Linked DNA regions of Homo sapiens: region 2 is linked to region 1. A link is a loop called in an ENCODE intact Hi-C map of the cell type or tissue named here. Cell type or tissue: gastrocnemius medialis. All regions are shown on one strand. Each heading gives the region's core, and the rest is flanking DNA. Links, peaks and the distances in the headings are about the cores only.

The links. Hi-C counts contacts between places; a loop is a spot of excess contacts. Peaks named below come from ENCODE experiments on the same cell type or tissue, not always from the same donor. Only the 100,000 strongest peaks of a DNase experiment are listed, where the experiment ranks them.
Region 2: a loop joins it to region 1, with 1.9 times the contacts of the local background. A loop is called at or near these places in 4 of 110 quality-filtered maps.

The regions. Positions count from the first base shown.
Region 1 is chr4:48,328,343-48,334,802 of GRCh38, forward strand. No RefSeq gene overlaps it. Among named protein-coding and RNA genes, the nearest start is that of SLAIN2, 10 kb to the right of the region's middle. In gastrocnemius medialis, for the core only: no CTCF peak of the experiment used is centred there; DNase peaks (open chromatin) are centred at 3,459 and 3,842; H3K27ac peaks cover 2,770 bases.
Region 2 is chr4:48,397,934-48,402,933 of GRCh38, forward strand. All of the region lies in intron 6 of SLAIN2 (SLAIN motif family member 2), which reads left to right. Among named protein-coding and RNA genes, the nearest start is that of SLAIN2, 59 kb to the left of the region's middle. In gastrocnemius medialis, for the core only: no CTCF peak of the experiment used is centred there; a DNase peak (open chromatin) is centred at 2,628; H3K27ac peaks cover 475 bases.

The DNA.
Region 1 (6,460 bases), core at 646-5,645:
TCATTCTATCTAAGGAAGCTTTCCTCTTTACTCTCCGCCTTCATTCTTCATTTGTTTTCTTCATAGCACTTCTCATTCTTAGCAGCTATTATGTATTGGTTTACATATTGTTTATACCACTTCCCTTACAAAAATTGAAATTCTATGAACCATGTGCTGTTCACTATTGTAGCTTCAGCATCCAGCATAATACCTGGAATGCTGCAGCTGCTTAACAAATGTTTGATGAATGAAAGCACTTAGAAAACCACACAGATATTTCCCCCTATTGTCCAATTTTCAGAAAGAAACAGATTTTGTTGGCCATATCAGGGCAGTTTTGATTATAAGTAACAGAACACCACCTAAGCCTAAATAAAAGAGAGTTTTTTTTTTTTTTTTTTTGAGAGGGAGTCTCGCTCTGTCACCTAGGCTGGAGTGCAGTGGCGCCATCTGGGCTCAATGCAGCCTCTGCCTCCCGGGTTCAAGCAATTCTCCTGCCTCAGCCTCCTGAGTAGCTGGGACTACAGGCACGTGCCACCATGCCCGGCTAATTTTTGTATTTTTAGTAGAGACGGCGTTTCACCATGTTGGCCAGGATGATCTCGATCTCCTGACCTCGTGATCTGCCTACCTCGGCTTCCAAAAGTGCTGGGATTACAGGTGTGAGTGCCCAGCCCAAGAGAGATTTTAATATGCAGACACATGGTTCTCCCAGGAAGCTGAAGGGCAAAAGCATAGGTATGTCTTGGAAAGAACTCAAAGCAGGAATTAGTGCAAGGTAGAGAACTCAAGGATTTTGCCCTACTTGCAAGCTATCAAGTTAGCCTGCCTCAAGTTTCATGGCAGAAGACACAAGATTCCTGCATTAGAGACAAAGGACAATGTATCACTCATAGCAATAGTACCCAGAGTATCAGCATTTGCTCTGGTTCCCACAAGGAGACATGAATAAAGCCAGGTGGGGCTTATACACCCAGTGGGTTGTGTTACCAGTGAGAAACTCCGAGCTTAGGGAACCCAAATCTTTATAATTGTCAGTAAGTACCTGACCTTTGCTCAGAAGGGAAACATTACCTTTATCTTTATATTGGATAGTAAATAAATCTGCTGTTTGCTGCACAGGGAGAAATTATCTCTGTTCCAAAACTGTTTGCTGTGTAAACATCCCTGAAATGATATTGCAGAACAAGAGTAGCCAGTGTCACATCACAAGATGTGCAGAAATGCAAGAGATCCATGGAGAAATGTCTTCCTGTTAACAAGCAGGTGTGGAAGAAGAGCTAAGCAGAAAAAACTATAGATATCCACCATAGATAACATCTCTGGAGCTGTGGTACCTTCTACATAGACTAAGGCAATAAGTTTAGCACTTGTTACAAATGAATTCAGGGAATATTTATTAATTTGTATTTTAGAAAACATTTACCATTAGATTGTTTTTCTTAAGAAAAATATTGATATCTCTAAAAGGTAATTTTGAAAACAATATTAATGTGTCACAATAATCTATATGAAGGAGAACAATTTAATTCCTGGCAATGATGAATTTGAAATAATTTTTTCATGGACTCTCATTTTTTATTTTCTGTTTCTGTTTCTTAAAGAAATATTGTAGCAAAGGGGAAAGTAGGGTATTGTTTGATGTTTTTCCTGCTTGAGGGAATCTGAAGTATTCTGATTCTGTATGAATAAAAAAAATTGGAACACTTACAGATACTTTTTAAAAATTCTAAGGCAGAACTAAGGGGATTGAATACCCTGGGAACTCTTGATAACCATTTCAGATATTTTTATTATATTTATACATGCTTTTGAAATTCTGGTTAGCCACAATTCTGTGGATGATGAAGTCATAGAGTCTTAGGAGATGAATCACTAATCTAGGCTTACTGCTACCAGTTTAAACTTACTCTATAATTTCTCTCTGACTGATTGTTGTAGAATGGTAGCTTGTAAGTAAACCAGTGATTTATTTGTTTATTGTATTCAAATGATGAATTTGAAATAATTTCATTAATGGCCTCTCATTTTTAATTTTCTGTTTCTGTTCCTTAAAGAGAAACTGTAGTAAAGGGGCAAGTAGGGTATTGTTTGATGTTTTTCCTGCTTAAGGGCAAACAACTTGCTCATATGTAATTTGTCTTAAGTTGTTGAAGCCATAAACTATTGGGCTTGAATTAGTTTAACTCACTTTATAGAAAATTTAGCATACCAATTAAGCACTTAAATAGTAAATTAAGAAAATGGTCCTCAAATCAATTACAATACCAGGATTTTAGATCTCAGTGAAGGATGAGTATTTAGAAGCTTCCTTCCCTCTAAATCAGTGTTAATACTTTTTTTGTCTGTCTCTGAAATTTAAGAAAGATAATCCCTGTTTTTTCCTTGTTTCTCCCATTTCTAACCCAAGAGAAAATGAAATGATTTCAGTCATATTTAGCAGTAGAGTTAATCTACTAGCAAATCTCGATCTCCTGACCTCGTGATCTGCCCGCCTCGGCCACCCAAAGTGCTGGGATTACAGGCATGAGCCACCGTGCCCAGCAATCTACTAGCAAATCTAAGTGGAACAAATTACACACTGTTTTTCATGTGAGAAAATATGTTCTTAAGCTAGAGGAATATTTCAATAACAAATATCCATTAGAATCTACATGCAAGACACTAGCTTATCTAATGAGAAAAGTCAGAGAAGTAAAACAGCAAAACAACTTCACATTCTTTAATGTTCATTCAGAATATTAAATGCCATTAATTGACCATCATTATTATAAAATTTACTATTTAGATAAGTGAGTTTTAGTACAGTGCTATTTAAAGTATGGAACTGTTACTGGTGTGTGATCAGTACAGAAATTGAGACTAAGCATTTAGAAACCTAGAGCAATTTGACGTAGCAATCTTCTGTCTGTTGAATCTAATAACAAAAAAAATTTTTTCAATTTTGCATATCTTTTTAAAATTTAATTTGTCAAGGAATTCATTTTTAGCATATTTTACAAAAACATCATTCTCCTATGGAGACTATTTGGAAATACAAATAAGAAAACTGGTTCTTACCACAGATAGTTTTAGAAACCTGTTTTAGTGTAAAGCCATCATTTAGTATAAAGTCATCTATTATTACTGTTACTCTGAAGTGGTTACTGAGCATTACAACAGTAGGTAGGATTATAAGTTGTTTACTAAATATGCTAGATTTATTAACTCATGTATATATTTATTGAGAAACCAAAATATTTGAAGTACTTGATGAAGTTGATGTGCTAACCATTGCCTGTCTGCCCATATTCCCTCTTGGAAATATTACAGGATTCTGCTCACTTCTGACTCCAGCCTCAGCATGCTGTACCATGGTGGGCTAATATTAGTTAGTCTAATAATATGTGAGTCTAATATTATGTCACCCAAGAATCTGGAATTGGGACACTGAGAGACTGAGTGATTAGGTCATAGTAGTCACATGAACTGAAATGTCACCAGTTGTTACAACACCAAACCCAACGCCACATGTAGACTGATGTTAGAGAACACAGAACATGAGTAAGCAGGGGTTCTGAGATAGAATAAGGGGGAAGGGGGCAAATGGCAAACATGCAAGAAACAGAGAGAGAGCCCATCAAAATATAAGTTAGGTCCTGTCACTCCTCGGCTCAAATCCTGCCTTGTCTTATGTCATACGGAGTAAAAGTCAGTCTTCACAACTGACTACAGGCTGTAAGGAATCTTTCCTCCATCTCTCTGACTTCATTTTCCACCACGCTCTTTGACACTCATTCCAGTTTAGTCATCCAACCTTGTTTTTCCCTGAAGCCAGGCACATTATTGCCTCAGGGCCTTTGTACTTGCTCTTCTGCTTGGTATGCTCATCCGCAGTTTCCTGCCTGGTTGGCTCCCTCACCCTCCTTCAGAGTTTTGTTCAAACATCATCTTCTAGGCGAGGCCTGCCCTGAGCACCCTATTTAAAATTGCAATCCCGGCCGGGCACAGTGGCTCACGCCTGTAATCCCAGCATTTTGGGAGGCCAAGGTGGGTGGATTACTTGAGGTCCGGAGTTCGAGACCAGCCTGGCCAATATGGTGAAACCCTGTCTCTACAAAAATAACAAAAATTAGCTGGGCCTGGTGGTGGGCACCTGTAATCTCAGCTGCTTGGGAGGCTGAGGCAGGAGAATCACTTGAATCAGGGAGGCGAGGTTGCAGTGAGCCGAGATTGCGCCACAGCACTCCAGCCTGGGTGACACAGAGAGACTCTCTCTCAAAAAAATAAAATAAAATTGTAATCTTGGCCAGGAGCAATGGCTCACACCTGTAATCCCAGCACTGTGGGAGGCCAAGGCGGGTGGATCACTTGAGTACAGAATTTGGAGACCAGCCTGTGCAACACAGCAAAACTCCATCTCTACAAAAAATAGAAAAATTAGCTGGGCGCGGTGGTATATGCCTGTGGTCCCAGCCACTCTGGGGGCTGAAGTGGGAGGACTGCTTCAGCCCAGGAGGCAGAGATTGCAGTGAGCTGAGATTGCACCACTGCACTCCAGCCTGGGTGACAGAGCAAGGCCTTGTTTCAAAATAAATAAATAATAAAATTGCAATTCTGCCCTCACCCACATTCCCTATCCTCCTTTCTCGATGTATTTCTTCTCCATAGCACTATTTCTATGCCCTTCACTCTATTCCCTCCTTCTCCATTTGTTTAACATTTTTATTGATTTTGGGTTTATCTTTCGATTGTATCTTTTTACAAACATAAGCATTTATGTATACATTTTCATATCCTTTCCTGCTTCTTGTGCTAAAGGTGTATACCATAAGCACCATTTTGAACCAGCTTTCCTGGAGCTTCATGGAGATCTTCATCTCTTTTCTTTTTATTGATGCACAGTCCTCCATTATGTGGATGTATCATAGTTTTTTAAACTAGCCCCATATTGATAATATTTGGGTTGTTCTCAGTCTTTTGCTATTGCAAGTAATACCATAAAAAATAGCTATGTGCATAGGTCATTATATGTTTTAGCCAGTTTACTTTTAGAATAGATTCTTAGAAGCAAGATAAGTGGATAGCTCCCTTTTTAAATTGAGATGATACAAGAGGATTTCTGTTCATTATATCCAACAAGTCATGATTAAGATTGCTACCTGTCCCTGTAGGTACATCTCAAGTGACACTTCTTCTGGGAAAACTCTTATTCCAGGCAGAAGGAATCTACTGCTAGTTCCCTAATATGCCCTCAGGTAAAAATAAAAAACAATCCTTATATTTTATATTCTTTCTTGTTCGCATCACTCACATGGCACTTTTTACATGCTGCTTTGTATATACAGTAATTTATGTACCTCTGATCTCCTTAAATGGACAATAAGCTGCTACCGATTAAGAAGCACATTCTTTTTGATGTTTATCATCTCTGGTCCCTAACAATGTGCCTTGAACTGGTAATGGATGACTGAATGAATAAATACAACAGGTATTTGTAATCCTGCACGTGACAGTGCCCCATATAAAAGTGTCCATGTGATTTATGTTTCACATAACATACCAGAAAAAAAATCTCAAGTGGACTAAAGAGTTGAACATAAAAAAGGTAAAAAATAAGAAACTATAAGAAAAAAAGTAGTAATATTTATTACCTGCTTAGAGGTCAGTTAAAGGATTGTTTGAGCCTTATGCCTTTATTTTTTTTCTTTTTCCCTGAACTAGTCACTGCTTGAGAAACTTACACCTTTAAATAAGACTGACACAATAAAATGAGCCTGGAGCCCTGCAGCACATCATTTTGGATCCTCTTAAATAGCTCCTCCCCATATTCTCTCATGGTAACAATCCTAGCTGGTGGTCCTTCAAGGGATGATTAAATGTTCTTGCCCAAATCTAAGGCTCCAGAGTCAAGCCCATTGATACAGCCATGTGGAAGATCTGGCAACTACATTATTGTGCTCAGGAAGAACCTCACCTTCTGTGTGGAGGTTGTGGCCTTTCGACTGAGTGTAGGAGAAGTTACTTGTTCTATGTTCATATGCCCTGCCTGGACTCTAACAGGCTACACCTACTCTTAAAGGGGACCTTGTGCAACATTATGATGTAGCTCTGAATGCATCAGAGGTGAAGAGATAGAAAGGCATGTCTTCTATCTTTGCTTTTGGAGAGGTTGCGGAAATTCATTGCCTCCCAGGTAGCCTGCAATTCCACCTCTGAAAGCAGTACACACTCTCCATCTGTCCTATAGTATATAAATACCCTCTCCCTACCAGGATGATTACAGTTAACACCGTGATCTGCCCTGCTGTCACTGCGCAGCAGAATTTTGGTGGGTCTGCTGTCTACAAATGATTCCATATCATGATTTGAGTCCAATATAAAAATACTCAGTAAGCAGAGCGGCATCTGACTCAAGGTGGACCAAATACAAGGCCACACCTCCTGATCAACTGACCTGGGCTGCAAAAATAGGCAGTAGAAAAAGCTCAAAGAACTT
Region 2 (5,000 bases), core at 1-5,000, 69 kb after region 1:
TTTGCTGTTGTGAATAGTGCCGCAATGAACATACACATGCGTGCATACATCTTTATAATAGAATGATTTATATTCCTTTGAACATACACCCAGTAATGGGATTGCTGGGTCAAAAGGTATTTCTGCTTTTAGATCTTTGAGGAATCACCATGCTGTCTTCCACAGTGGTTGAACTAATTTACACTCCCACCAGCAGTCTAAGTGTTCCTTTTTCTCCACAGCCTCGCCAGCCAGCATCTGTTGTTTCTTGCCATTCTGACTGGTGTGAGATGGTATCTCATTGTTGTTTTGATTTGCATTTCCCTAATGATCAGTGATGATGCGCTTTTTTTCATGTTTGTTGGCCCCATGAATGTCTTATTTTGAGAAGTGTCTGTTTATGTTCTTTGCCTACTTTTTAATAGGGTTGTTTGTTTTTTTCTTGTAAATTTGTTTCAGTTCCTTGTAGACTCTGGATAGTAGACCTTTGTCAGATGGATAGATTGCAAAAACTTTCTCCCATTCTGTAGGTTGCCTGTTCACTCCGATGATAGTTTCTTTTGCTGTGCAGAAGCTTTTTAGTTTAATTAGATCCCATTTGTCAGTTTTTGCGTTTGTTGCAATTGCTTTTGGCATTTTCATCATGCAACCTTTGCCCATGCCTGTGTCCTGAATAGTATTGCCTAGGTTTTCTTCTAGGGTTTTTATAGTTTGGGGTTTTACATTAAAGTCTTTAATCCATCTTGAGTAAATTTTTTATAAGGTGTAAGGAAGGGGTCTAGTTTCAATTTTCTGCATATGGCTAGCCTGTTCTCCTAGCACCATTTATTAAATAGGGAATCCTTTCCCCATTGCTTGTTTTTGTCAGGTTTGTCAAAGATCAGATGGCTGTAGATGTGCAGTCTTATTTCTGAGTTCTCCCTTCTGTTCCATTGGTCCATTTGTCTGTTCTTGTACCAGTACTATGCCGTTTTGGTAACTCTAGCCTTGTAGTATAGTTTGAAGTCAGGTAGCATGATGCTTCCAGCGTTGTTCTTTTTGCTTAGGATTGTCTTGGCTATTGGGGCTCTTTTTTGGTTCCATATGAATTTTAAAATAGTTTTTTTCTAATTCTGTAAAGAATGTCAGTGGTAGTTTAATGGGAATAGCATTGAATCCATAAATTACTTTAGGCAGTATGGCCATTTTCATGATATTATGATATTGATTCTTCCTATCCATGAGCATGGAATGTTTTTCCATTTGTTTGTTTCCTCTCTGATTTCCTTAAGCAGTGGTTTGTGGTTTTCCTTGAAGAGGTCTTTCATTTCCCTTGTTAGCTGTATTCCTAGGTATTTTATTCTTTTTGTAGCATTGTGAATGGGAGACCATTCATGATTTGGCCCTCCGCTTGCCTGTTTTTGGTGTATAGGAATGCTAGTGATTTTTGCACATTGATTTTGTATCTTGGGACTTGGCTGAAGTTGCTTATGAGCTTAAGAAGCTCTTGAGCTGAAATGATGGGGTTTTCTGGATATAGAATAATGTCATCTGCAAACAAAGATAATTTGACTTCCTCTCTTCCTGTTTGAATACGCTTTATTTTTTTCTCTTACCTGATTGCCCTGACCAGACCTTCCAAAACTATGTTGAATAGGAGTGGTGGGAGAGAGCATCGTGGTCTTGTGCTGCTTTTCAAAGGGAATGTTTCAAGCTTTTGCCCATTCAGTATGATATTGGCTGTGGGTTTGTCGTATGTGTCTCTTTTTATTTTGAGGTATTTCCTTCAATACATAGTATATTGAGAGTTTTTAACGTGAGGGGATGTTGAATTTTATTGAAGACCTTTTCTGTGTCTATTGAGATAATCATGTGGTTTTTGTCTTTAGTTCTGTTTATGTGATGAATTACATTTATTGATTTGCGTATGTTGAACCAACCTTGCATCCCGAGGATAAAGCCAACTGGATCTTGGTGGATAAGCTTTTTGATGTGCTGCTGGGTTCAGTTTGCCAGTATTATATTGAGGATTTTTGCATCAACATTCATCAGGGATATTGGCCTGATGTTTTCTTTTTTGTTGTATCTTTGCTAGGTTTTGGTATCAGGATGTTGCTGGCCTCATAAAATGAGTTAGAGAGGAGTCTCTCCTTTTCAATTGTTTGGAATAGTTTCAGTAGAAATTGTACCAGCCATTCTTTGTACCTCTGGTAGAATTCAGCTGTGAATCTGTCTGGTATTGGGCTTTTCATTGATTGGCAGGCTATTTATTACCTCCTCAATTTCAGAACTCATTATTGGTTTATTCAGGGATTCAGTTTCTTCCTGGTTCAGTCTTGGGAGGGTGTATGTGTCCAGGAATTTATCTATTTCTTCTAGATTTTCTAGTTTATGTACATAGAGGTGTTTATAGTATTATCTGATGGTTGTTTGTATTTCTCTTGGGTCACTGGTGATATTCTCCTTATAATTTCTGATTGTGTCTGTTTGATTCTTCTTTTTTTTTTTTTTTTTTTTTTTTTTGAGACAGAGTCTTGCTCTGTCGCCCAGGCTGTAGTGCAGTGGCATAATCTTGGCTCACTGCAAGCTCCTCTGCTTCCTGGGTTCAAACAGTTCTCATGCCTCAGCCACCCAAATAGCTGGGATTACAGGCATGTGCCACCACGCCTAGCTAATTTGTTTGTATTTTTAGTAGAGATGGGGTTTCACTATGTTGGCCACACTTGTCTTGAACTCCTGTCCTCAAGTGATCGCCCGCCTTGGCCTCACAGAATGTTGGGATTACAGGCGTGAGCCACTGTGCCTGGTCCCTTTTCTTCTTTATTATTCTAGGTAGTAGTCTATTTTATTAATTAAAAAAAAAGCTTCTAAATTCGTTTGTTTGTTTGTTTGTTTTTTTAAGGGTTTTTCTTGTCTCTATCTCCTTCAGTTCTTCTGCTAGCTTTGGAGTTTGTTTGCTCTTGGTTCTCTAGTTCTTTTAGTTGTCGTGTTAGGTTGTTGATTTGAGATCTTTCTAGCTTTGTGATGTCAGCATTTAGTGCCGTAAATTTCCCTCTTAACATTGCCTTAGCTGCATCCTAGAGATTCTAATATGTTGTCTCTTTGTTCTGATTAGTTTCAAAGAAAGTCTTGATTTTTGCCTTAATTTCATTATTTACCCAAGAGTCTTTCAGGAACAGGTTGTTCACTTTCCATGTAGTTGTGTGGTTTTGAGTGGATTTCTTAATCTTGAGTTTTAATTTGATTGTGCTGTGGTCTGAGAGACTGTTATGATTTCAGTTCTTTTGCATTTGCTGAGGACTATTACATGATCAATTTTAGAGTAAGTGTTGTGTGGTGATCAGAAGAACGTATATTCTGTTGTTTTTGTTTGGGGAGTTTTGTAGACATCTATCAGGTCCACTTAATTCAGAGCTGGGTTCAGGTCCTAATATCTTTGTTAATTTTCTGTCTCGATGTTCTGTCTAATATTGTCAGAGGGGTGTTAAAATCTCTCACTATTATTGTGTGGGAGTCTAAGTCTCTTTGTAGGTCTCTAAGAACTTGCTTTATGAATCTGGGTGCTCCTGTATTGGGTTACATATATACTTAGGATAGTTAGCTCTTCTTGTTGAATTAAAAACCCTTTACCGTATGTAATGCCCTTCTTTGTCTTTTTTGATCTTTGTTGGTTTAAAGTCTGTTTTGTCAGAAAGTAGGATTGCAACCCCTGCTTTTTTCTGTTTTCCATTTGCTTGGCAAATTTTCATTCATCCCTTTATTTTCAGCCTGTATGTGTCTTTGCATGTGAGATGGGTCGCTTGAAGACAGCATGGGTCTTGACTCTTTATCCAGCTTGCTACTCTGTGTCTTTTAATTGAGGCATTTAGCCCATTTACATTTAAAGTTAATATTGTTATGTGTGTATTTGATCCTGTCATGATGTTAGCTCGTTATTTTGCAGACTTGTTTATGTGGTTACTTTACAGGATCACTGGTCTGTGTACTTCAGTGTGTTTTTGTAGTGGCTGGTAATGGTTTTTCCTTTCCATATTTAGTGCTTCCTTCAGGAGCTCTTGCAAGGCAGACCTGGTGGTGATGAATTCCCTCAGCATTTGCTTTTCTGAAAAGGATCTTATTTCTCCTTCACTTATGCAGCTTGGTTTAGCCAGATATGAAATTCTGGGTTAGAAATTCTTTTCTTAAGGAATGTTGAATGTTGACCCCCCAATCTCTTCTGGCTTTGTAGTGTTTATGCTGAGAGGTCCTCTGTTAGTCTGATGGGCTTTCCTTTGTAGGTGACCTGGCCTTTGTCTCTGGCTGCCCTTAATTTTTTTTTTTTTTCCTTCATTTCGACCTTGGAGAATCTGATGATTATGTGTCTTTGGGTTGGTCTTCTTGCGGAGTATCTTACTAGGGTTCTCTGGATTTCCTGAATTTGATTATTGACCTTGTCTTGCTAGGTTGGGGAAGTTTTCCTGGATGATATCCTGAAGTATGCATTCCAACTTGATTCTGTTCTCCCCATCTCTTTCAGGTACCCCAGTCATTCATCGGTTTGGCCTTTTTACATAATCCCACATTTGTTCATTCCTTTTTCTCTATTCTTTTCTGCCTGTCTTATTTCAGAAAATAGTCTTCAGACTCTGAGATTCTTTCCTCCACTTGGTCTCTTCTGCTGTTGATACTTGTTATTGCATTGTGAAGTTTTCATGTTGTGTTTTTCAGCTCCATCAGGTCAGTTATGTTCCTCTCTAAACTAGCTATTCTGGTTGTCAGCTCCGGTATTGTTTTATCATGATTCTTAGCTTCTTTGCATTGGGCTCAGCAAAGTTCAGAACCCTACTTCTGTCAATTCAGCTGTCTCAGCCTCAGCCCAGTTCTGTGCCCTTGCCGGAGAGATGTGGTCATTTGGAGGAGAATACAAATTCTGGCTTTTTGAGTTTTCAGTGTTTTTGCATTGATTCTTTTTCATCTTTGTGGGCTTATCTACCTTTGATCTTTGAGGTTGCTGACCTTTGAATGGGGCTTTTGTGCGGTCCTTTTTGTTGATGTTGTCGTTG